2 separate regions of the Homo sapiens genome follow, and region 2 is linked to region 1. Evidence: chromatin loops called from intact Hi-C (ENCODE). Cell type or tissue: mammary epithelial cell. All regions are shown on one strand. Links, peaks and the distances in the headings refer to the core of each region. The heading gives the core; the rest is flanking DNA.

The links. Hi-C counts contacts between places; a loop is a spot of excess contacts. Peaks named below come from ENCODE experiments on the same cell type or tissue, not always from the same donor. Only the 100,000 strongest peaks of a DNase experiment are listed, where the experiment ranks them.
Region 2: a loop joins it to region 1, with 4 times the contacts of the local background. A loop is called at or near these places in 7 of 110 quality-filtered maps.

What each region holds. Positions count from the first base shown.
Region 1 is chr10:127,191,114-127,203,087 of GRCh38, reverse strand. The region is part of intron 27 of DOCK1 (dedicator of cytokinesis 1); the gene reads right to left. It overlaps INSYN2A (inhibitory synaptic factor 2A), which reads left to right and starts at 6,497. Exons shown (of 6, transcript NM_001039762.3): 1 at 6,497-7,091; 2 at 10,358-10,483. In mammary epithelial cell, for the core only: CTCF peaks have their summits at 4,587 and 6,256 (motif pointing left); a DNase peak (open chromatin) is centred at 6,647; H3K4me3 peaks cover 1,727 bases.
Region 2 is chr10:127,139,090-127,151,063 of GRCh38, reverse strand. The region is part of intron 27 of DOCK1 (dedicator of cytokinesis 1); the gene reads right to left. The region is part of intron 5 of INSYN2A (inhibitory synaptic factor 2A); the gene reads left to right. Among named protein-coding and RNA genes, the nearest start is that of INSYN2A, 52 kb to the left of the region's middle. RefSeq lists enhancers at 1,642-2,841, 11,905-11,974. In mammary epithelial cell, for the core only: a CTCF peak has its summit at 8,687; DNase peaks (open chromatin) are centred at 2,013, 2,443 and 5,683; H3K27ac peaks cover 1,022 bases.

The sequences.
Region 1 (11,974 bases), core at 1,535-9,534:
TATCGAAATGCAAAATGATTTGAGTATATTGCTGTTTCAGTGCCTGTTTTTATTTCAAAGTGTAACTAATACAGTGAGATAATGAGGGACGGCTAATGACGACAAAAGAATGCTGGTCAAAGCTACTCTCCAGCCAGCCTGGACGCAGCATCAGCTTCCTGAGAGCCTGGCATGAGCAGTTGGCATTTTTGGTCAGAATCTGTCCTCTGGTTGCATCAGACAGAACTGGATTTGAATCCAGGCTCCACCCCTTCCTAGCTGTGTGACCTTGGAGAGATCATTTACGTTCTCTGATCCACATCTGTGGAGACAGTTTAACAGTATTGAGTGCCCAGTTATCTGGTAAGAACCAAAGTATATAATCCACAATGGACCGAGTACCTGCCACCCTGGAGGCGCACAACCGAAGCGGAGCATCATTCTCATCGAAGTCTCATATTCAGTCAGGGCTTGGGGAAGGAAAAAAGTACAACAAGGAGGCTTCCATGTTCCTTGCCTTCCCCTTTACCCCATCCCTCTTCCATGCCTGTGGAACCTAAGGTGGGGATGGAGGGCAAACAAGGAAGTTCCTACACCCCCCAGCTGGGAGAAGACTGCAGGCCTCCCTGCAGCAGCTCCCTAAAGAAAAGCCTCCTGTGCACCGGGGCAGAAGGCCTGGGAAGGGCAGCCAGTAGCTCCAGCACCAGCACACAGCGCTGGTGGGTGGAAACTCAAGTGTGAAATCCATTCTTACCCCTTCCTGTCCTAGTTCTTTTTTTTTTTTTGGAGACAGAGTCTCGCTCTGTCACCCAGGCTGGAATGCCATGGCGCGATCTTGGCTCACTGCAACCTTCACCTCCCAGGTTCAAGTGATTCTACTGCCTCAGCTTACCGACTAGCTGGGATTACAGTCATGAGCCACTATGCCTGGCTAATTTTCCTATTTTTAGTAGAGACAAGCTTTCACCATAGTGGCCAGGCTGGTCTCGAACTCCTGAGCTCAAGCAATCTGCCCGCCTTGGCCTCCCAAAATGCTCGGATTACAGGCATAAGCCACCGTGCCTGGCTCCTTCCTGCCCTAGTTCTGATCAGAAGTGTCACTCTCTGTGGGCATGTCAGCCACTTTATGAGAAGGTGGCTTCAGCAGGCTCAATGAGACTGGTGGCCTTACCAGCAAGGATTAAGACAAGCCCATTGAGCCATCTACCTGTGCTGAAGAGGTTGGCTCCCCAGTGACGAGAATGGGATAGTAAGAAACCCTATAGAAACCAGCACCCAAGACTGACCAAATAAAGGTCAACAAAATAAAGGGTTTCTGTTTCATTCCCCAGGAGTCCGCCTAAAAGAAAGGAGAGGCTGCAGTTGGGAGGGGAAAGCCTTGGGGTTTGCTCAGAGCCCTGAAAATGAGGGATTGTGAGGGGAGAGGGGAGAGCCAGAGTGCACGCCTGCTCTTCCTTATTCCCATACATCACTGCCTCAGTTGCAGGGAGCATTAGAAAAAAACAAAAACCTAGAGCTACTTCCCTCTCTTTCAAAAGGAAAACCTTCCATTTCTGTGGATAAATCAGATTCACAATGATGCATCATAGAAAGCCAGGGATCTCAACGAGTCCTCACGATGCTCAGGTTTTCCAAAACAAATTTGTATTTCAGGCCAATAAACCATCTCTAGTTTCTTACCATGAAAGGAAAAGAAAGCCAGAGGAGTGGCATGGCCCTGGAACATGGACCAGCACCTCAGAAACAGCTCTGGTTCCCACCAGAAGGAAACACGGCTCGGCTGCCAGGACCGTGCAAGAGCCACGGGCAAGGGGCTTTACACAAAGCGAGAGTCTTAAACCAGAAATAAGCCCAGAAAGAGGAGAGTGAAGGCTCGAGCAGAATATGACAAGGGGAATGATGCAGAAAGCCTTCCTGCAGGGCTTCTCGGCAGAAAAGGAGGCCCCACTGGGGCACCTTGAGGATTGTGTCTGTCTTGTTCTTGAAAGACAAGGCTAAAGTGTCCCCAAGGGAATGATCTCGACCCTACAGGTCGAAGGCGATATGAGTTACTTTTCCCTCGTAGGCGTTGAGCACTGGCTGATCTGCTACCACAGCTTCTGAACTGACGGGTGTAACCTGCCCATCACAGACTTAGGTTGGGCTCATCTATGAGTCTCTTTGGAATATGCAGATGTCAGAGGCATCCGAACCACAGCGACTCCATTTTGAGTGAGGACTAGAGAAATGAGGCTGAGACTTACTGGGCTGCATTCTTAGAAAGTTAGGCATTCCTCACCTCTAGATGTTTAAGGTTAAGGGAACACACTGGTGATGTTTACTAAACAGACCCAGACTTGGGAGTGTCCTAATATCCAGACATCCTGAGAACAAAGGCGTTCCTAATTTTACTTTAAAGATAATAATATCGGGCGCAGTGGCTCACGCCTGTAATCTTAGCACTTTGGGAGGCTGAGATGGGTGGATTGCCTGAGCTGAGGAGTTGGAGACCAGCCTGGGCAACATGGTGAAACCTCATTTCTACTAAAATACAAAAAATCAGCCAGGCGTGGTTACAGGTTACTCAGGAGGCTGAGGCACGAGAATTGCTTGAACATGGGAGATGGAGGTTGCAGTAAACTGACATCACGCCACTCTAGCCTGGGCAACAAAACGAAACTCTGTCTCCAAAACAAAAACAAAAACAAAAACGAAAACAGATAATATCGATTCTTGCAAAATATAATAATTAAGAAATTTAATCCTTTATCACAAACCCTCGTAGCAGAGCAGAGCTCCCCATATATATGAGTATTGTACCTAGGCTGGACGCATTCCTCCTCTTACTTTTGGGAATGTCCCACTCTGTCTATGGAGTAGCTGTTCTTTCACTACTTTATTCTCTTAATAAACTTGTTTTCACTTTGCACAGTGGACTCGCCCTGTGTTCTTTCTTGTGTGAGATCCGGGAACCCTCTCTTGGGATCTGGATCGGGACCGCTTTTGTGTAACAAAGACATGGGAAAGAAAAATTCACGTCCATAGCGAGCTCTGTCACAGCGACATCGGACAGTTGGGAGGGCAGGCGTTTCATCGGCAGTCTCCTAAAGAAGGAAGTTCTGCTGTGTAGCTAAACTGGAAGGCTCCTCTTCTGCAGTTGCTAGTTTGGAGACACTTTTCTCTTCTCCTGCCTTGCACACTGGAGAGGATACAGGTTAATCACACTGACAGATACACTGGTTCACTGAGGGGTAAGGGTTATTGGGGAGCATGCATGTGGACATTGCAATGACACAGTGATGATGCTCAGACAAATGAGGTCACACTGAGACAGGAAGCATCTCCATGAATTTCTATATAGGTGGAAAACTGCATAAGCAACTAGTGCAGGAGACAGAATGATCCAGCACCAGTGAAGTTGCTGTGGTCCCGGGCAACGAGTATGCCTCAAAGGTAATCCCCATTCTGATATTTTCCACCATTGATAACTTTGTCGCATTCTTGGACTTCATCTAAAGGGAATCATGTCATAAACACTGGGCGTCTGGCTTCCTTTGTTCTGCACCTTTGTAGAAGCCCTCCATGCCAAAGCATGCATCAGCAGTTAGTGCTTTTGGGTTGCTGTCTAGTATTCCACTATACGAAGAACCAAGAAATCTTTATCTACTGTTGACTGGTATTTGGATTATTTCCCGTTTGGAACAGATATAGATAAACCTGTTATGAACATTCTTGAACATGTTTGACTTGTATATTCTTGACTTTTTAATGTGGAAATTGAGACCTCAAACTCACTATACCATAGGGGTGGAATTCCAGCAATTCTCTGTACAACCCCTGCACAATTCCAAGAAGAAGGCAAAAGAAGAGAGACGTGGATATTTTGCTTAGTTAGCCGTCTTGAACTTTCCCTTATTTTTATTCCTCTGCTTTTAGGAAATCCCACTTGAAAAGTAGCTATTTTCTCCTTTGCAAGTCTATCTTTTTCAACAAAAATCTTAAGCAAAATATAAAAAGCCAATACCAATTGATTCCTAAAATGAATCTATCAAGTTTCACTTTTTTTTTTTCCTGAGGAAGCCGAGCATATTGACTCATTCTAGACCCTAAAAATATGCCTACATCCCATCTATTAAAAAAAAATGCAAGAGGGATCTGTGGGCAGGAAGATGGCTGAAACTCCCTTCTCTCCAGCCAGCCCCCAGCATGATGCTTGCTTTAAAGCCTGGAGCATGATGACACACACCTCACCCATGTGGAATATCTCTCCAGAGCCAAAGGTAAGGTGAGGCAAGTTTTCACCAATATTTTGATTTGTGATGCTGAAGACATGCACTTAAGCACTACAATATGTAAATGGTTTCCTACTTCAAAAAAAAAAAAAAGAAGCGATGCCAATGATTTTAATAGACTTAGCAAAACAACTGTAAGTCTACTACACAATTGAACAACTCTAAGCAGTCCTGATGATGCTACAGAATTCCGTTATACTCTCCTCTTCATGTAAGTGGATTTTCTAACCTGCCAATTACGGCTTTCCATTTTCTTCCTGGAGTTATACATCATGCGAATCTCAGATAGCACTGTCCTTGGAGCTGTTTTCTTGCCAGTTCACAGTGCCACCTGTGGCTGAGCACTGCCTTGCTGGGCATGCATTTATGTTGACCTGTTTTCACTCTTGGTCCCGGAAAACTTCAGCCTTCTGATACTACCAGCCCAATGCCCAAGTTTCCTGGCAGCTTTATTTACAGTCACTTTAAAAGACGGAAGGCAGATTTCAATTTTATGGATTGCCAATAAAGTAAGATTTACAGAAGTTCCCCAGACCACTGGGAAAATTACTGGAGCCCACAGCTGCAACAGCACATCCCCAAGGGAACATGCTGGAGAGTGGCAACTTCTCCTATCTGGTTTTAAACGTCCCCAACTCCTATACATTCCCTTCCCAGGCCCCTTCCAGGCAGAAGAGGGGACTGCAGTTTCCATACTGCTCACACAAAATTAAGCATCTCTTTCCAGCCAGCTCCCAACAGCCTCCCTGGTAAGCTGGAAAATCAGCTTGGGGGATCTGAGTTAAGAAGAACAACAAGAAGAGTGAGGTGGGCAGAGTTTGGATCCACAGGCTCAGGACTCCCGTCCTGGGCATATCTGGATCCCCAAGGCTGGCAAAATTGTATACCAAAGGATGCTGCGGGGTAAAGAGGGAAATAGATGACATTTTAGATTTTTTTTTCTTCTGAAATGTCTGGACACACTGCCCAAAGCATCCACATACAAAGAAGGTATTTCGTATAAAGTCATTTATAAAAAACAGACACTCTATAAGGCAGTGATAGGCTCAGTTCAGCTCAGCGAACAAGGATGGAGCTATGGCTTGGTCACAGGCACAGAGCTGGTGCTAGGTGCAGAGACTCAGGGATGTATAGGCAAAGAGGTCTCACTGCCCACTGATGTGTCTGGAGAGGTGGGTGGGTGAAGGGACTTTCCATTTGTCCTCCCAATTTCCTCTCCGAAGCCTGTCCCTTCCCTGGGGTCCACTACTTCTCTGACCTTTCCTGAGAAACAGACTAATAAATGTGGCTACTTACATTTTACATTACATTCTAGGAGCAAATCCAGGGGGCCAGGAGCCCTGCACTCGGCTGGCTGCTTAGTCCCTGGCCCAGACCCCAGGGCCTGACAGGCATCAGAGGGGCCCCTGGGTCTGCTGCTCTGAGCTCAAAACACCCAATACTCTTTGGTGGGTGGGAAATTAAGGGCGGGGATAGCTCCGTGTGCATCCTAGGTCTTTTCCTCTCCCAAGAGAATTCTACTCTGCCACAAAGGAACTCAGCCTCTGCGCCCTGTGGCTTCTGCTGACGGGTGGTGTGTGCTCTGGATGGGGGGTAGGGTTCCTGGCTAGGAGTGGCAGTGGCGCCTGCTCTGGAGTGTCCCTAAATGTCAGCATGCAACATTACCAGGCAGGCCCTCCCACTTCAGTCCTCAGGCCACTCATAGGACCTCCTGTCCCCATGTAGAGAGGCTGACACCAGGTTGGAGCCAGCACTGAAAGGATCCCCGAACTCCTGCTTCTACAAGGCAGCATCCGCAGGTGAGCGGCCAGGCACCTACAAGACACGCACCCTTCAAGCCTGGCTTCCCAAAGCCCCGCCGGGCCAGGCTGGCTGGCACAGCAGACAGTCATGCAGCAGGGTCCCCAGCGACCCCCCATCCCTGAGAGAACACACGGAGTCCCCCGCCCGCCAGCTGCTCCGGAGGCGGCTCCAGGGTAGACTCAACAAGTTCCCGGGCCATGCAGCGCCGCCTGCAGCCCAGAAACCCGGAGGACGCGCTGTGGCGGAGCCCCGCGCGCAGGCGGCAGCCGGCGGCAGCCGGCGGCAGCTCCTTCCACCTCCTCCTCCTCTTCCTCCTCCTCCTCCAGCTCTGGCGGCGGCGGGAGGGGGCTCCTCCACTCCCTCCCTATCCCCCACCCCACGCACGCGGCCCGGCCCGGCCCGGCCCCGCGCCGCCCCCGCCCCACCTCCGCCCCGCGGGGCCCGGGGCTCCGCCCGCCTCGGTGCCAGCCGGGCGCACAGGCGGCAGGCGCGCGGCTTGGGGCGCCCTCGCCTCTGGCCGCCCGGCTCCGCGGAGTAGCTGGGACCTGGAGCAGCGGAAAGGACTTCCCTCCTGCTCCCTCCTCTGCCCCGCCCCCGCCTCCTGGCCCTGGCTCTGAGATCTCGCCGAAGACAATTGCAGTAAATGAGGACATCGGAGGAGCGCGAAGCCGGGTGGCTGTGGCTGGCTCCGCCGCGTCGCGAGCAAGCGAGCGCGCGGGCGTCCCCGGAGCTGGCCCAGCCGCTGCCTCCCCGCGCGCGTCGCTAAGCGGGGCCGGAGGGACGCGAGCGACGCGAGCTGCGGCGCGGGGGCCGGCCGGGCCAGCAGGGCCGGGCCGGCAGCGGTGGAGGGGGCGGGCAGCAGGCGCGCAGCGGGCCAAGTCCCCGGAGCCGAGGCTTCCTCCGCGTGAGCGCGGCGAGTCTGGCCGCGGATGCCCTGTCCGGAGTGCTCCGTGCCGCCCCAGGCTTGCCAGGGTCCGCAGCGAGACATGCCCGAGCCAGGCGCTGCATCGACCTCGACTTATCTGTAAGCAGCGGAAGGTAAGCGGAGCCCCGCGTGCCCTCCTCCCGCGCCCCCGCGCCCGTCGTACTTGGCCGCGGGCAGAGCACCGCTGGGACGGGCGCCGACCCCGATTCGGGCGCACACACTCGGCCCCAAACCGGCTTGGCCGGAAACTCGGCGGCTCCCGGGGCCGGGACACCCCGGTGCAGCCGGGAGCGGACCCGGTGCGGTCGCAGGTGGGGGGCAAGGTTATGCAACTGCATCTGGCGCGACCGGGTCGCTGAGGGGCGTCTGGCAACTTTGGCGACGTCAGGGAGGAGCGGGGCTGCGCCTCTGCGATGTGGGTTCCAGACAGACGCCACAGCTTCGTGAGCGCCCGACAGCCCTAGCCAGGCAAAACTGGGAGATCTGGGGGCGGCCGTCTCCCCGGAAGGTTTCGAGGCTTTTAAGTATTTTCCAAACTAAAGCGCCCTGGAAAGTACAAGTACGGCTGATTAACTTCGGGGGGGGGATGAGTTGGAACAGAGGGGCCCTGACGCCGGCCGTTGAGGAGAGGCGCGAGCAGCAGTGAAGGCAGATGCCCACGTGAAATGCTCGTCTCCTCCACTCGCTGGGGTTGGCACCTTCCCGGGGCTGCGGGTTGGGGTCGGCGCCGCGGGGCTTCCCGGTGCCTGGCAGCCCGAGTCAGACCGGGACAGGCGTGGGAAACCAACCAACGCTGCAGACCTAAGAGACTGCGAGCTGGCGGGCGAGGGCAGGAGGGAGGAGGGAGCCCGCGGGCAGCCCGGGGTCGGGGCAGCTCCTGGAGCCCAAAGTCAAGAGCGAGAGTCTGCATCTTGCTGGTTCATGCTCAGGGCTCCAGGCTGATGTCCCCACTGCTTGGATAAAGAGCCGCTCCCTGTGACCTCAGCATTCTACTACCCAAAAATATGCCACAGGGAGAGGGAGCCAGTGATAAAGAGATGCCAGGAGTGGGGGAGGAGAGGTGCCTCTGGAGTAAATAGGAGAGAAAATGGGTGCGTTTTGCTTATCTACAGCCCAGGGCTCCCGCCCGGACCCCTCTCCTGCTGTTGGTCTGTGCTGGGGAGCTGCACGCGCTCTGGGCCCCTGCGCCAGAAGCAGCGGTGAAGCGGTTTACTTTGACCTTGTCTGCTTAGGCGCTGAAATTCTGCGGAAGCATCCCGAGGTGAAACTGCAAGAGTGGGAATGAACTTTGGGGGAGCCCTGCCTTGGCTGGGAAGCCAAACGATCATTTCAGAAGACTACAGCTCAGGATAGCACAGGGTAGACGTCTGTGCACTTGAACGCTCCCCCCTCAACGAGGACTTGCTAGAGGGTTACCTTTCCATGCCTTATCTCAGTGGGGGGACTGTCAGAGTGACTGCGCTGGCTGGGTACTTGATGAAAAAATACCACTCACAAGACCCGGGCCATTCCCAGAGTAGTACATACATGAAAATGATATAACCCTTATTAAGCTTACGCTACAGCAAGTTACCGTCATTTCACTATGCAGAGGCGGAAAGTGCTGGTTTTTACTATTCCCCCACACTGTACTATTTCTTACATTCATATCCTGTTGAATGTTACTTTTGAAAGTTCATATTTATCTTTGCAATTTTTTTGCAAGAATGATTAGCAAACATGCACAAGGAGCTCAAAGAAAAAATGGAAGTCCTGCCATCTGCATGCCTCACCAGATATTAATCATTTACTATCCATGTTTACTACTTACATTAGATGGCACTGCTCCTCACGATGGTTTTATTAGAGGCGCATTTGGTTAAGGAAAAGAAAAAGTCTAGCACAGCTATCACTAATTGCATGATTTTGCATAAATTACATTAGCCATGGAGAGTTTTGTTTTCTTCACTAAATTCATCATTTTGTTTAAAAGACTAAACAATTCAGTTTAATTTCTTTAGCTAAATGAAAGACTTTTCCTTAAAGACAAGATGTCCTTGAAAAGCTACATATGTCTTTAAACTTATTACAGTTGCCACGACTTTGTATTTTATCATTGTGATTAAGACTTTGAGCTTTCATGTAAGTCAGGCCCTTTATCCTATTAAGAAACAGAATTACTGGTTAAGAAATAGGCTAACAAGGCAAAAGCTGGGAAGCTCCATGTCTGCACAATGAGATTTCTGCAAGCTCTATGGGAGGCTGGGTACTCTATTACTCTGTTTACTTCGGGGGCTTCTCTGTTTTGCCACAGTTGTTTTCCCCTGTGGCAGGAAAGGGAATTTTTGTGTTTTGTTTCTCCCTCTGTAGGGAAAAATTTTTAAATAAATCAATAAATAAGAGAAAGACTTGTACGTGAAAGGCATTCATCTACAAGGAAGACTCCTACACACTGAAATAAGCAGTCCAAAAATCAAAATGATTCTCAGAAATAACAACGGATCGCAGTGGAGTGGCAGGACAGACCCGTTCACGTAGACATTTGTATTCTCTTGTTTGCGCCCAGCCATGGCTATCTCATTTAGAGACAACTACTGAACTCTGGAATATGAGAAGCAGGTGACTTATGCTTCTCAGAGACTCATGATACAGAAATGATCACAGCTACCTCCCAAAGCAGCAGCTCTGTGGTCAGATATTTACGTAGGAGGGCAGTGACAGGTTCACCACGGATTTTAACGCTTGTGAAGGATGCTGTTCAACGCGTCCATAGCATCCAAGAAGCTCAGTTGGGAAGGCAGGCAAATTCTACATACTTGAGGCAAACCACCGTCATTCTGGGAGTGTGAGGTCATAAAAACTCCCCAGATAAAACCAGTGTCATCGTCATTTTCAACAGTCTTTCATAAATGTGAAGCACCACAACCCCTCCCCACCATGATTCCACTGGTTGGAGACCTACATTCCCCAACCAGAAATTAGCTGGCATGATTTATGAAGCAGATCCTTTTTTGTCTCACATATTTGATTTTAATATTTCATAACATTATGGGGTGACTTCAATATTTTAAAGCAAAATTTAATATGATTGATACTACATGACGACACTTTCATTACCATGAAATTCTCATACAAACATTGAGAGAAGTCTTTATTCCAATACTGGAGCTAACCTATGATATATATGTAGTGAAACTTCATGACTTTTAATCAGTTTATTTAAAATGTACATTGTTCTTATACATTAAGGACAGAATACAGACTTGCAGGAACCAAACTATAGGGACCCTGACAGGATTGCTGTAAACAAGTTGTTTGGACAATGTCTTGTGTTAAGCACTAAGCCATGAAAGGATAGGTTTGAACCTTTGGACCATGTGTGATAATGTGTCTGTTTCAGATCCTGAAGGCACTAACTAAGGTATCTCCAGGCAACCAAGGATCTTACCTCTCACATTGAGAAAAACCATAACTTCAGAGACATTTCCTGGCTCCAAATTCAAGTCCTTTCAGAGACCCCTCTACTGTAAGTCACAGGATATTCAGTGTGCATTTGAGTCGTACGTGCTTTAGACATTATTCAAACCATAATGAATGGGTTGAGGGACTTTGAGGTGTATAAAGATGTTATCAGATGACAAATCACTACCTGAATAAAAACAAAACATTCTAACCTGACAAATGTGTCTCTTTCTGCTGAGTATGTATTCCCAGCTCTAATTGGGACTGAGAGAAAATTAACTTGAATGTAGAACAGCAGATATTAGGGACAAGCAGGAATTATGATTCTAAATTACTCTATAAACCTTTTGGCTAACAACATATTTCAAAGGGATTTGGAAATAACTCTCCCCAAAGTCATTATTTGTGAATATTTATTTTATAGAGCACTGAACTGTTTATTCAAAGTATTGCACATCCATAGACATGTTCTCTTTACCACACTATCCTGCTGTTAGGAAGTTTGAGCAAAAAAAGAAAAGAAGAGAGTCTTACATCTCTGCACAGCATACATTCATATGAATTATACTATTCTATCCAATAGAATGGTAAAGAAACAAAAGAAAACCCCACCATATCAAAATGCTTGTTGAAGTTTATATTCTACTTAATATGGAAAATTCCAGTTCAGCCCTTAATAATCTAGCTTTGGCCATGAAATGAAATGCAGTAAACTACAACATATGAGAGACATGGGAAGGAGGCTACGGAATGCTGAAAATACTACAGGCAGCCTTGCAAATAAAAGTTGCTCTCACTCCATCTCAGCAGAGATGATCACAGCTATATCCCAAAGCAGGGGTTCCATGGACAGGCACATCCCAGAGAGAAAGAGGAAAAAGCACAGGCTGATGGCATGAGGGCCTTTTTACAGCTGTTCAGTTGAGGAAGCAGCATGGGGCTATATCCTATTCACTGCCAACCTTAATGAAATTGAGCAGTCTTTGTGTTTCTAGGTCATTCCACTGGTGATGTGAGATCCCCCACCCTTGTTCTTCTCTAGGAAGGATCTTGTATTTGTCAATGGTCCTTCTTCATGTTTTTAAAAATCTTTTCTATGTGTACTTAGTGGTTACATTTTAGATACCTCTTACTACCTGCATTTTGTACAGTGAAATCTGCTTATTTTTGTAGTAAGTGATTTTAGCATCCTTAAAAAATGCAGCAAAGATATAAAACCTGGGATTTTTAAATGGGGCAAGCATAGGGAAGGTAGATGGATATGCAGATGGCTTTGTTCAGAGAGGACTTCTGATTTGTGGATATGTACTGAGCTGTTGCAGCAGTGGCCAAGGCAATGTGTAAGGTGTTACAAGACCAAGTGAGAGGACTCCAAGAAGCTCAAGTCCAGGAGGAGGGGAGGAGGTGGCAAGGAAGTGGCAGGAGCCTAAAGACTCCCAGGTAGAATCAGGATAGGAGATTACAGGCAGAGAGTGATGCCCCGGCTCACTTCGTGGGTGATGCTTGAGATTGCACTCCTGAGCCCAGCAGACATTAGTCCTGGAGCTTAAGCCAA
Region 2 (11,974 bases), core at 1,985-9,984, 52 kb after region 1:
GAAAAATCAATCAATGGGGAAATCATAAAAAATTGACACGTACCTAACTTAAACATGTTATTTTAATTTGAATCGCATGAATTGAAATCTCCCATTTGAATGATTTCAAGTTAGGGCAGCCTTTAGAGGTGAGGCCCAGACGTTTTCTTTGAATGTGGCACCCCCACTACAGTTTCAAATGATCTGCCATGAGCCACACCAATTTTCCTGTCTTTAAAGTGGAGCAAAGTCCTGTGGCAGAATCTGAGATCAGAATCCTTCTGAATCCATACTTGACCTGTCTCTACCTTTTTCATTGAATATTTTGTGGTACCCCACTCTTTCCAAAGCACTGAATCCACAGCAATGACTATCTTCTCATGCCTCAGTGGTTTGCATGACATTCAATAATCACATCATTTCAATAGTGAGTACTAATTGTATAAACAGGTCCAGGAACAAATCTAGCATCCTCTTGGTAAGCATGAACCTTGAGAAGTAAGGACAGAGAGTCACAGGACAAAGACAGAGAAGCCAGTTAGTTAAGGGTCCCAGCATCATGGGTGCACCACTTATGTCGTGAAAGGACAGGGCCATATGGTTAATCTAGCACATCAGCTAAGAGGGCTTATGTAATCCTATCTGACTACCAAGCACTGGTCTGTGTGATTCTGCCCTGGTGGCTGAGAGTTGCTGATACACAGGGTCACTTCCCTCAGGGTCCCACTGAGCAAAGAGAAAGGGGAGGGTGAGCAATGGGGATTGAGCTGGATGACCTCGCAGCTTGCGGTCAGTTCTGTGAGTCACCCCCAAATGTCAGAAGCTTAAGAATAGAAGTTTCTTCGGTAGAAAAGTGTTCAGAACCCAGTGAGTTCCTTGGGCAGGAGGAGTCACCTATTCAGGTGACTCAGTAGCAGTGTACATGGGTGGCCACAGCATCTCGGAAGTATAGACTCCAAGTGAGCCAGAGGGTGTCTCCAAATTTCAAAGGCTTTACAAATCTACATCCATGTCTTGTTCTCCCATGCAAACTTACAGCCAAGTCCTCCTTGAATTCCTGCATATGAATCTGTAGAAACACAATTCCAGCAGCAGGGGAAAGTATAGCTCAGGTTACAGTCCTTGCTGTCAGATCAAAGCCTGGCTCTTAGTTGCAAGGACCTGAATCCGGGAGTTCAGGAACTTTCCTGTGAGTCCCTACACCACCATTACAACCCACTTCTCCATATGCACCATGGGATGCCTGGAACACCCCGGGATTGGGTAGCTTAAAGGAATTTCAAAATAAATCTTAAAATGTCACATGACTGTGGTTGTCCCAGAGGCTTGAGAACACGTGGGGCCATCACAGCTGCCAGTGTTCACACATTGTAATGTCATACCCTGCTTTCTGGAAGGCCAAAAGCCCTGGAGGGAAATGAATTTGACCCTGCCTGTCTTGCATTTAAACACCACTTTTCACTCGAAACCCAATTACCCTCTCCGAGCAGCATAGCTATCCACCGTGTTTCCAGTAATGCCTGGCCCAGGGAGATGAAAAGGATACTGTGTTCAAGACCCGGCTGCCTGGGGCTTTAGCACCACAGGCCTGTAATAAATGGGTACCTTTGCCATGGGAGGCGGTACATATTTCTCTGTGAAAAATAATTCTGTCATGGAAATATAGAGGACTAGGGAAAAGCATCAAAAGGACAAACGGTCTTGATGCAATTTCAAGGCGGGGGGAAAACCACCAGTACGACAAGCGAAAGGTGAGAAACATCAGCCCGTGAGAGCCTGCCGCGTACCTGCAAGGTTAGGGCTGAGCTTCTCTGCCCTCTCTCTTGGGTGGGGTGTCTGTTCAGTCTCCAGGTCCTCTGGGGTTGCACTAAGGGATCATCAAGGTCCCTTCCAGATCTGAAATCCCAGGAGCTGCTTTTTACAATTATGCAAGGGATGTAACTATGGGTTTCAAGAGACTGCACAGAAGGGTAAAAGTGTGGAGAGTCACAAGGCATTCCTCAGCTGAAAAACACCTCTCCCTTATTGGCAAATCTATTGACTCAGAGCTGAGTAACACTTCTTCGGCAGAGGATTGATGGGCTTCCTCCTAGACCACTGAAACCCCAAGTACCAAACGTGATCTTTCTGACAAATTTTGAGATGGTTGACACAGCTACATCTTTTTCTAAGATGACAGACATCCCTTCGGTTGTGATGCAGACCGACTGTGCTACTCTAATTAAAACCATCTCAGCATGAAAGAAGATTAAAAGAGATTCCAGTTTCCGTTTTCTTTAGGAAAACTTTTCTGGCTTATCTTCCATATTTCTTGTCAAAATATGCCGTAATTATTTCAGAAAATGTTTTGTGGATAAATTACTAATATAATCTTTGCTCATAAGCAGCTGAAATTTCTTCTCTCCAGCCCTATTTTGGTAATTCTTTTGTCGGACTAATCTGATGAGTCACACCACGGATGATTCAGCTTTTGTTCGGATGTGGTTTCAGAAAGGAACAATGAAACATCATCGGCAAACCAGCCATTCTCTCCTTCGCTGAAATGGTTAATTTGTAACATAGTACTGCGACAAAATGGCCTGAATTCTAATGTGTACATTTTCATGAAAATAACATGGACCAACTGCAATCCAAGGGCTTTTGGAGATGAAAGCAAGATTTAAAACATAACAGGAATTCTGACTCAGATTCATTAAACAGCATCTCTCCCAGAATTTAGAATCTTCTCGTCAAGTGGTAGAATTCCTACCATCAGTTGCAAGCCCTGAGTGACCACATCCTCCCGGAGCACGCTGTGTCTGCTTCATTTCTGGATCATCACAGCCACCACACAAAGTGGCCTCAAGTGACACTAATAATTCTGCAGTGGATCAATGAGTGGGCTTGGAACCTGACTGGATGGGAACGCCACAAGGCTCCACACCACTTGTCTGACATCAGAGAGGGGGAGCTTGTGAAACGCATTGCTGTGTACTCCATGCTTTCACTGTTTGATATGATCCATGATGGTCAAGGACAGGTGGAATTTTTTTTTTTTTTTTTTTTTTTTTTTTTGAGACAGAGTCTCACTCTGTTGCCCAGGCTGGAGTGCAGTGGTGCAATCTCGGCTCACTGCACCCTCCTCCTCCTGGGTTGAAGCAATTCTTCTGCCTCAGCCTCCCGAGTAGCTGGGACTACGTGCGCGCACCGCCAATCCTGGCTAATTTTTGTATTTTTAGTAGAGATGGGGTTTCACCATATTGGCCAGGCTGTTCTCAAACTCCTGACCTCATGATCCACCCGCCTCGACTTCCCAAAGTGCTAGGATTACAGGCATGAGCCACCGTGCCCAGACAAGGACAGGTGGAATTTTAAACAACCACTTTGATAAAAATGCCTTAGCCCTTTCCATTTGGGGTCCTAAAGGGTATTAATTGAACAGGTGTTTTTCAAGGGACCTCCTAAGGACAAGTTCTGCACCAGGCCCTGGGAGACTGGGAGGAGTGTGAAGCTGCTGAAGACACCTCCATGCATGCCCCTTACCCTGGGACCCCGGGATGAGGGTAAGGACAGAGCTCTGGCGAGAGAGAGCCCTCTGTATGGAAGGTGAGAGCCACAGGTGCAAGGACGTAAAAGGCAGGCGAGGAGGAGGTGAAGGAAGCCAGGGTGCCCGACCTGGCAAAGCAGACTCCAAAGAAAACAAGATAATCGTGGAGGGAGGCCAGGTTAGGGAGGATTTGGATGGCCTCTCTAGAGCCCTCCAGGCTACGGCGTTAGGAACAACTGGCAGGAACTAGGAGGACAAACAGCCAGGGCACCCCCAAGGATGGATGGGAAACCTCGCGACCCGTGAACACTCCCCCTTAGACAGGCTGGAGAACATCCCAGTCCACCACAATCCTTGACGGCTTCTCAAGTAGGAAGCTCCAAAAGAAGGCAAGTTCCTTCCCCAAATGACTGGAGGATTTCAGGAAAGATGAGGAAAATATCTAACATTATGAGACTGAATGAAGAATTCACAAAAGTGATGGGTTGTATTTTCTCACATCATTCTTGGTAATGTATTACAACACCAATAAGACCACAAAACAGAGGGTGCAAAGAGTTCTAGATAAAATCACGCACACTGGCACTTCACTGATTCCGAGTGTATTGCAAAAAGAAAGCTGGTCAGGATAGTGCACGATCAAGACAGCCGGCAGAACCGGGCACCTCCTGACTAATGGAGACCTATTGTTAAGAGTGGTAATTGCATTTGTATGCAGAATCCGTGCCAATTCCAGCCTGTCCGGAGCCCACTTGGAGTGGAGTCTCTGCAGCCTTTGTCATTCAGCGATTATCTCTTCATGGAAGTGCCCTTTCCAGCCCTGCTTCAATGACCACCACTTGTGCATATTAAGTTCTTTAGCAGCATGAACTGAGGTGGGGGAAATTCGCCTTTTGCCTAATGTTTAGTGCTCTGTTCTTAGTATTTATGGTGAGTGACAGGGTAGGAAGATGAGAGAAAGGAATCCCTGGATAACACCTTACATACACAATGTTATTCTGGGGTAAGGAAATACTTTTGTTTAATGAAGTCAGGAAAAAAGAATGATTCTGACAGATCTCTAAATTCTTCTTGAAAATTCCCAAAGCTAATAATCCAAGTTTTTTCTTTTCTATTTGAAATCCAAAAATATATTATTTATGTCCCTCGAATATGTACGGATTTAGGTTTAGTCATTTTTACTAATGTTTAGCAATGCCTTAATTCTCTTATTTAGATGCTAGGAAACTTGTTACAGCCATTAACTGTAACTAAAACTGATTACCCATCTCAACATATTATTTGTGAAACAATTAGTTAAAATTTATTAGCAGAGAAAGGCTAATTATACTGATAGTCCCAGCCTTTGGTTATACCCCAAGGTCAAAGTTAAGGAGGCATTTACCAATGTCCAAAACAGCATGAGGGGACTACGCTGTCAGTTTCATGGGAAGATAAAGATAATTCATGTTTAGATGAGTATGGAGATTTTTCTGGGGGTAAATACGGGACGCAGTCCTGGCCACGATGTCTAGGGCTGGGTCGTATGAAATTCCATGGGGAATAGAGTGACTAGGGAATTCAGGGTGCGGGGTCCCCAGGGCAGGTTCTTCCTCACAGATAGGCGTCTTGAAAGAACCTGTTTGAGAAGGGACCTCCTGCAGGAATGCACAGGCTGACGTTTAGACCGGTCACTGGTGACACCAGATGACACACACAAGCAGCTAATGGTTTCCGTGTGTGATGAGAACTATCACTGCTACGTTTAGTGGAGATGATGCTCTCAATGGGTATCAGGATGGAGTGGGAGCTCCTGACCACATCTAGAAACCAGGGTTCCGGGCTGGTGGCCCAGGGAGGCAGGGTGGCTTTGTAGCCTTCACACCAACACTGGGAGCCCGGGACGTCACCCATGTCTCTAGACAGACGCACTCCCATCTTCAAAAGGAGACAGGCAGGCAAGGTGATGGCCCTGGGTCATGGGATCCCACTCAGGGTTGGGTTGGCCACGAGGGACTCACAGCAACCAGCTTAGAACAGGAGGACAACAGCCCTGTGTCATCTCCTTTTCAAGGCAGTTATAACACAGTTTCTGTCAAAAGTTGGAAAACTGGCTGTTCTTCACTGAGGTCAGGAACAGCAGTGTTCTGCAGGCTACGTCTCAGAAAGGACTGACTCCTCTGATTATCATGACTCGTCTTCCTGGCTTCCTAGGGGGATGGCATAAGATATGCTTCATAGACATGTGGCGGTGCTGTTAGTCATGGGGTGTCTTTCCTCATGGAGAACTTACGATGGGCAGAGGCAATCCAAATGACTTGGGTCTGCCTCTGCTCCTCGGTGGCACTATTTTATGGGATGCCAGGTTCTCTGACCCCTGTGCATCTGACCTGCCCTCAGACCCAGGCACCTAGATGAGGCTCAGGACCCAGAGCCGCAGGTGCACTCCAGAGAGTGCCACAGGTAAGATGGGCACCTAGGATGAGCTTCAGTCAAGCAAGTTCTCCAGTATGGTCACGGAAAACATCCAAGATGCATTTGGAAAGCTCAGCTCATCGTCTAACTCTAACTTTGGATCCTTCATAGTAAAATATACAGCTAGGATATCTGGCTAATGCTTTTTTAAAAAAACTATAATCATAATTTCTTGTTCATAGTATACCAGGAAAAGGGGACAGATCTTACAGTTTGAGTGTTACTATCATGGATTAGCCATTTATTCTGGTATTTGAAGCCCTACAGTGATACCATAAACATTGATTAATGCACCTACCATGTAAAATAGTGGTAAAGGAAGGATACAAAGTTACGGTGAATCATTTCTATATTTAAAGTGTTGAAAAGCCAGTTAACTACAAACCACTGATATTTTAAACTATTAGGATGAGATCCATATATATTTAATGTAGGTATATAATATAGAAATAGTATATAACAAATTCTATAGACAGAATAAATAGAATTATACAAATGTATAAATTTTAAATGAAAACAGAAAATAGGGCGGCAGCACTTTGCTGAGATTAGAAGTGAGGGGATTTGGTTCAGTTCATCAGTTTATTGTAATTCAACAAACAAATAGAGCAGGTTCAGAGCCAGCACTGTGCTAAATGCACTGCAGACAAAAGATGAATTAAACATGGTCCATCCTTCAATGAGTTCACAGACCTGGGGGAAGACAGCTACGATCCCACAGGAGACAGGCTCTCATGGAAACCTAGAGACAATGCTGCCAGAGCAGTAACTCATCCCAGAGGTGTGTGGATGAGGCAGGGGGGAGGGTGGACTTTGTTATTCTAGAAAATCCACAGAAAGAAGGAGTGACGTGTGACCTAGGTTTTGAAGGATAAGCAGGGATTTGAGAAGGAGTTTGCCAGTTTTCCTAAGGTGACTCTGGTAACTGGAGAGGGAGAGAATACAGAGAGTGAGGGAGACTAAGCTGTTTCAATGGCCAAGGAGGAAACTGCTGGAGTTCTGGACTAGAGCAGTGGAAGGTGGGCGGAGAGGAAGGACACCGGGTGTTCTGAGGGTAAATCCACTCGACCCAGGGATGCTGAGGCAGGAGGAGCAAGTTGAGCTTGATTCCAGGGTCTGCAGTCATCCAGGGAGATGAATGGGGGCTGCAGGCTGAGTCTGGAAGGACAGAGATGCAGGCTGGGGGAAAGATCTGGTTCTGGACATGCTGGATTTCCAGTGCCCCTCAGATATGCACACGGAGATGTGTTCAGAAGAGAACAACAAATATTTGGGGTCCTGGTTCTTCTATTGCCTGGCGAGGTGGCCAGGGTCACATCCATAAACCAAGGCCCAGAAAGGACTTGCCTGAATTCACCTCCCATGCAAGGGGGAGAGCCAGGCCTGGGATCCAGATCCCAACTTTTAGTTTCCTCTGGACAATGCTGGTGTTGCCCATGGCACTCACATAAAACCGGCCAAGTTGGCGCCAATGTCAGTTGACATAAATTGTTGTGCTTTGGGGACATGGCTGGTCCTACCCAAAGCTACACAATAAAAGCCAGCCCACATCCTGGTGCACCTGCCCTCCTGGGCCCAGGCCTTGTTCCAGGAGACTGCTGTGAGAAGTGGGAGCACATCTCAGCCATCACTTCACAGCCAAGCAAGCTCAGGTCCCCAAGGTGAGGTGATTTATCCACAGTGGTAGAGCCTGAGTCAGCACAGAGCCACGGTTAGCACTGGGGAAGACTCTGAGATCTAATTCAAAGAGAATTAAAGGCAGAGGCCTCTGACCTGCTGGCCACCGAGCCACATGGCCCTGTCGAGGCTAGAGACCCCAAAGACAAAGGGTTTTCTTCCCTTCCAGAAAGCAAGCTCCGGGGCACCAGATTGTCCTGCTTTTAACTCTTAACTGTTACACATGGACGACTGCAGAAGGCAACTTTAAAAATGTGTTCCTCTTAAATTATCTTGAGGATTCAGTGACAGCTTGCTAAAGAAACTGTGGCAGGGCCTGAGTATTTATAGGAGCATGAGACAAACAGAGAATAAGCTGGAGAAGCAAGAAGGATGCCGCTCTGCAAAATCACATGCGGCAGCGGGGAGAAGTGTTACTACAAAGCCTAGCACAGTCTCTGGGAAGAAAATAAAGCTTAGGTGCAGGCTGGAGAGCAGCCTGAGATGTAGGGCAGATTCTTCTTTCTTTGGAAATGTACAGAATAATCATGTTGTAAGAAAGTCCCCACACTTAAAACTTTCATTTTGAAAAGGGAAAGACCAACCAAGAAATTAAATCTACTCTCAGTTGCTTTAATCATGCATCACAGGGACTTGCCAAGAGCACAGCGAGGGCGACACAGCCCCAGGGCACAGAGTGTTTGGGTGGATGGTTCCCTTATCTGGAGGGAGAATGGAGGTGCAGGCAGCGAGAGGGCTACAAAGGTAAATCCCTACAGTCCCCAGGAATTCGTGTCTTGTCAATATCCCCAGCCATCCAGGGATCTTCCCTTCTCACCCAGCAAAATCTACAGCCTGTGTTTGACTCAGGTGTTTATAGGACAGAACACCCCGCACAGGTAAGGCTGGCCTGGCTCCAGCTGCTTCAGACTCATGCTTTGAATCTCAAGAATCAGGACTTTTTCCAGGCTGCTGCTCCTCCCCAGGAGTAAGAATTCCTCATGACATGGACACTCCCCTGCCCATGCTTTACAAACACCAGATCCCTCCAGCAGGAGGGCAGCAGCACCACCTGCAGCCTCCTGCCTCCTGAGCTGCTGGAGAGTGAGGCCTGGGAGGTTGCAAGGGGACTGTGCAAAGCCACAGCCAGAGTCCTCAGAAACCACAACAAGGTTTGGAGCCCCGGCTTCCCACGTGCCCGTGTGGCTGTAGAATGAGCCCCTGCACTGGAGCCGCCCTGGGAAAGCAGGTGCACACAGCACGTCTGGTGGCCTGGGACCGTGATGGTGCTCAGAACAAACATCACCCAGAAAACATCCAGCTAGACCTCCACCTGCTGTCCACAGGCAAGTGAAAAGGGGACAAAGTAACTCTCACGCTCCCCTTAGCACAGCGACTGTGGTAGCTGGTCACTCACAAGCAGACCCTGCTGGCCCCACCCATTCTATCCAAGATCTTACTGTAGAATCCTAGAAGACGGAAAGGAGGGGACCGTGGCATGGGAGCCAGGCTCCAAAAAGATCCTGGAGTATGTCTTGCAGAAAATGTTTCAGGATCTTCGATAAGTTCTGATAGAATAGAACCAGGCCACAGACTCCATCTGGAGTGGTTCTGACAATGCCTCCAGGCAGAGCCCTATTTGTCTGTGGCAAGGAAGGGGTCTCATTGTGGGAGGACACAGGGGAGGACACAACATAATTTTTGGCCAAAACAAAGCAGTCCAGGGCAACTGGGACTAAAAGTGAGGTAGAATTTGCTTTTTTTTTTTTTTTGTTTTAAAGACAAAGTCTCACTCTGTCACCCAGGGTGGAGTGCAGTGGCACGATCTCAACTCACTGCAACCTCCACCTCCCGAGTAGCTGGGATTACAGACATGCACCATCACACCCAGCTAAACTTTATATTTTTAGTACAGATGGGGTTTCACCATGTTGGCCAGACTGGTCTTGAACTCCTGATCTCAAGTGATCCGCCCACCTCGGCCTCCCAAAGTGCTAGGATTACAGGCATGAGCCACCGTGCCTGGCCAGAATTTGCCTTTTAAGACTCTGTTCTCATTCATTAATTCTAGCAATATTACGTAGGCAACTGCTAGGACCCAGCCCCTGCTATAGTTGCTGGAAACAGAAAGAGGATGACCGCATGGCATCTCTGATTATGGTGCCTGCATTCGAGAAGATGCATTTAGGAAGATGAAGGCAAGTAATATGGGAACGAATAATTATCTGTGGTTAGTGCAAAAACAAATAAGACAGGATGGATTGGGCAACATTTGGGAAGGTGGTCAGACAACAAGGAGGTTATGTGGACCTGAGAAACAGTGGGCCAAGGAATGCCAGCCATGCCATGAGCCCAGAAAGGCGTTTCAGGTGGGGAGAAAGTGATAATCATGAAGCTGGCAGCACCGGACAAAGATGTGGCCCCAGGTAGGGCAACCAACACTCCCACCACAGGTCTGCCGGGCAGCAGGAAGGGGAAGCTGAAGCAAGAGCCATGGGCCCTCCACCAGGCAGGCCCCCAGGCACTATCTGAACAAGCCGCTGTCTCAAATACAGAGGGAGGTCTGTGTGCAGGGCAGTCCCAGTGCCCTGGAACATCTACCGGCAGCTTTTCTCCAAGTCCACTACTCTAACCAGAAGAGCAGGTGTTGCTGCCTTTTGATCCATTTAGCTATTAAGACTAAAGGGACCTTTGTTCGATGTCAGCCAGAGTTGGCCAGACCGTTAACCTTCTGATGCTGCCTCCTCCAGTCAGGTTTCTGCTTCAGACTCAACCCAGAGACTCGGTGTGTCAAACTCAACCCAGAGACTTGGTGTGTCAAACTCAACCGAGAGACTTGGTGTGCTTCCCCAAGAAAAGTCCTTGAGCAGGAAGCAGTGTCCAGAACAATGCACATTATTCCTTCACACCTCTGCACACGTTGCCTGGCTGGTGCACGGGCGTCATCCCACACGCAGATCCACTGCAACTCACATGTGACAGATGGGGAGATGGGCTGGGGGGCGGACCTCAGGGTCAACTTGCTGGCAGGCGTTTCCAAGTGGGCACTCACAGACTCATAAGTGCCCTCTACCAAGGAACCTGCCTCTGGTTGCAGATTCCCAGGGCAGCATAATGGGGAGTGCAAACAGGAATCAACTCGACAGATAAAGTCGAGTCATTTTGTTAACAAGAACTCAGATTAGATTACTCTGTGATTACATGGTTCCTTGGTGTGATAAATTGGTTAATAACAGGATTCCCAGTGTAGTTGCTTAATGGGAATTCAATAATTACAGGTAGCCGAAATTGTACTGTTAGCCTAGGAGATGCTAGCGCCTTCTCTCTGTTCTAATAACCCAAAACCAATCTGGGGCTGTTGAAACGGTTACGATCTGGAGAACACACCTTCAATATTACCAAAGCACCTTGGTAGAATTACGCTTCTATACCTAACATACCGTATATTCACAGACTCGATTGACAGGCTCTTGTTTTCCTTGTTAAATGTCCAAGTTGAAGAGATCCCTAATAGATATCTTTATTACTTAGCTCTTGTTTCCATTATAAGATTAGTGATCAATAGATAATAATGGTACAATAATATTTAAATTGCATCTTACAGTTTAGGAGGCTCGTTCATGGGCATTTTTCAGTGGGGAGAGATTGTCACCACAATTCAGTAATTACGACAGCCTGGGAAGGAACTATTTTCTCCCCCTTGAAGTGAAAGAATTGAAGTTTAAGGAGCCCCCGACTCCCAAACCAGCATCAGGTGGAAGAGGCAGGGTGGAAACCCCATGTCCTTCTAGTGCACCACATCACGGAACTGAGGCCCGGATTTCATTAATGCAGCACAGCCTTAGACTGCACTTTTCACAACTGTCCTTAGAAGAGACTATGCCTCCATCATCACGTAGTCTGGATTAGCAAGACTTAAATTCATGAGATTTTATTCTACTTCCTATAAATTAGAGCATAACTCAAAGAGGCTCTTCGAAAAAAGGGAAAAGGATAACTTGTTTTGGGAGCAGGAGGTCACTAGCCATAAACTTCTCTGGCAATTTTTTTTTTTAATTTTTTGAGTAATATTAGAGTCACTGACAATGAGAAAAATGGAACAGTGGATTTAAAACATGAAATGGCCCATTAGATGGGTCCTGAACTTGTTTTAAAACTCCAGATAATATAGCTTGGCTGTTTCTGTCTTTCCAAAATGTCAAAATTTGTCTAGGATTAATGGTTCTCTAAATCAATAGGATTTCATGTTTATAAATGGTTTACGGTTCCACTGGTTATAAAATGTTATGAGCTCATGCATTATCATCAACGCTGAGCCTTTACTGAAATCTACTGACATTTAGTCTGGCATCCAGACCA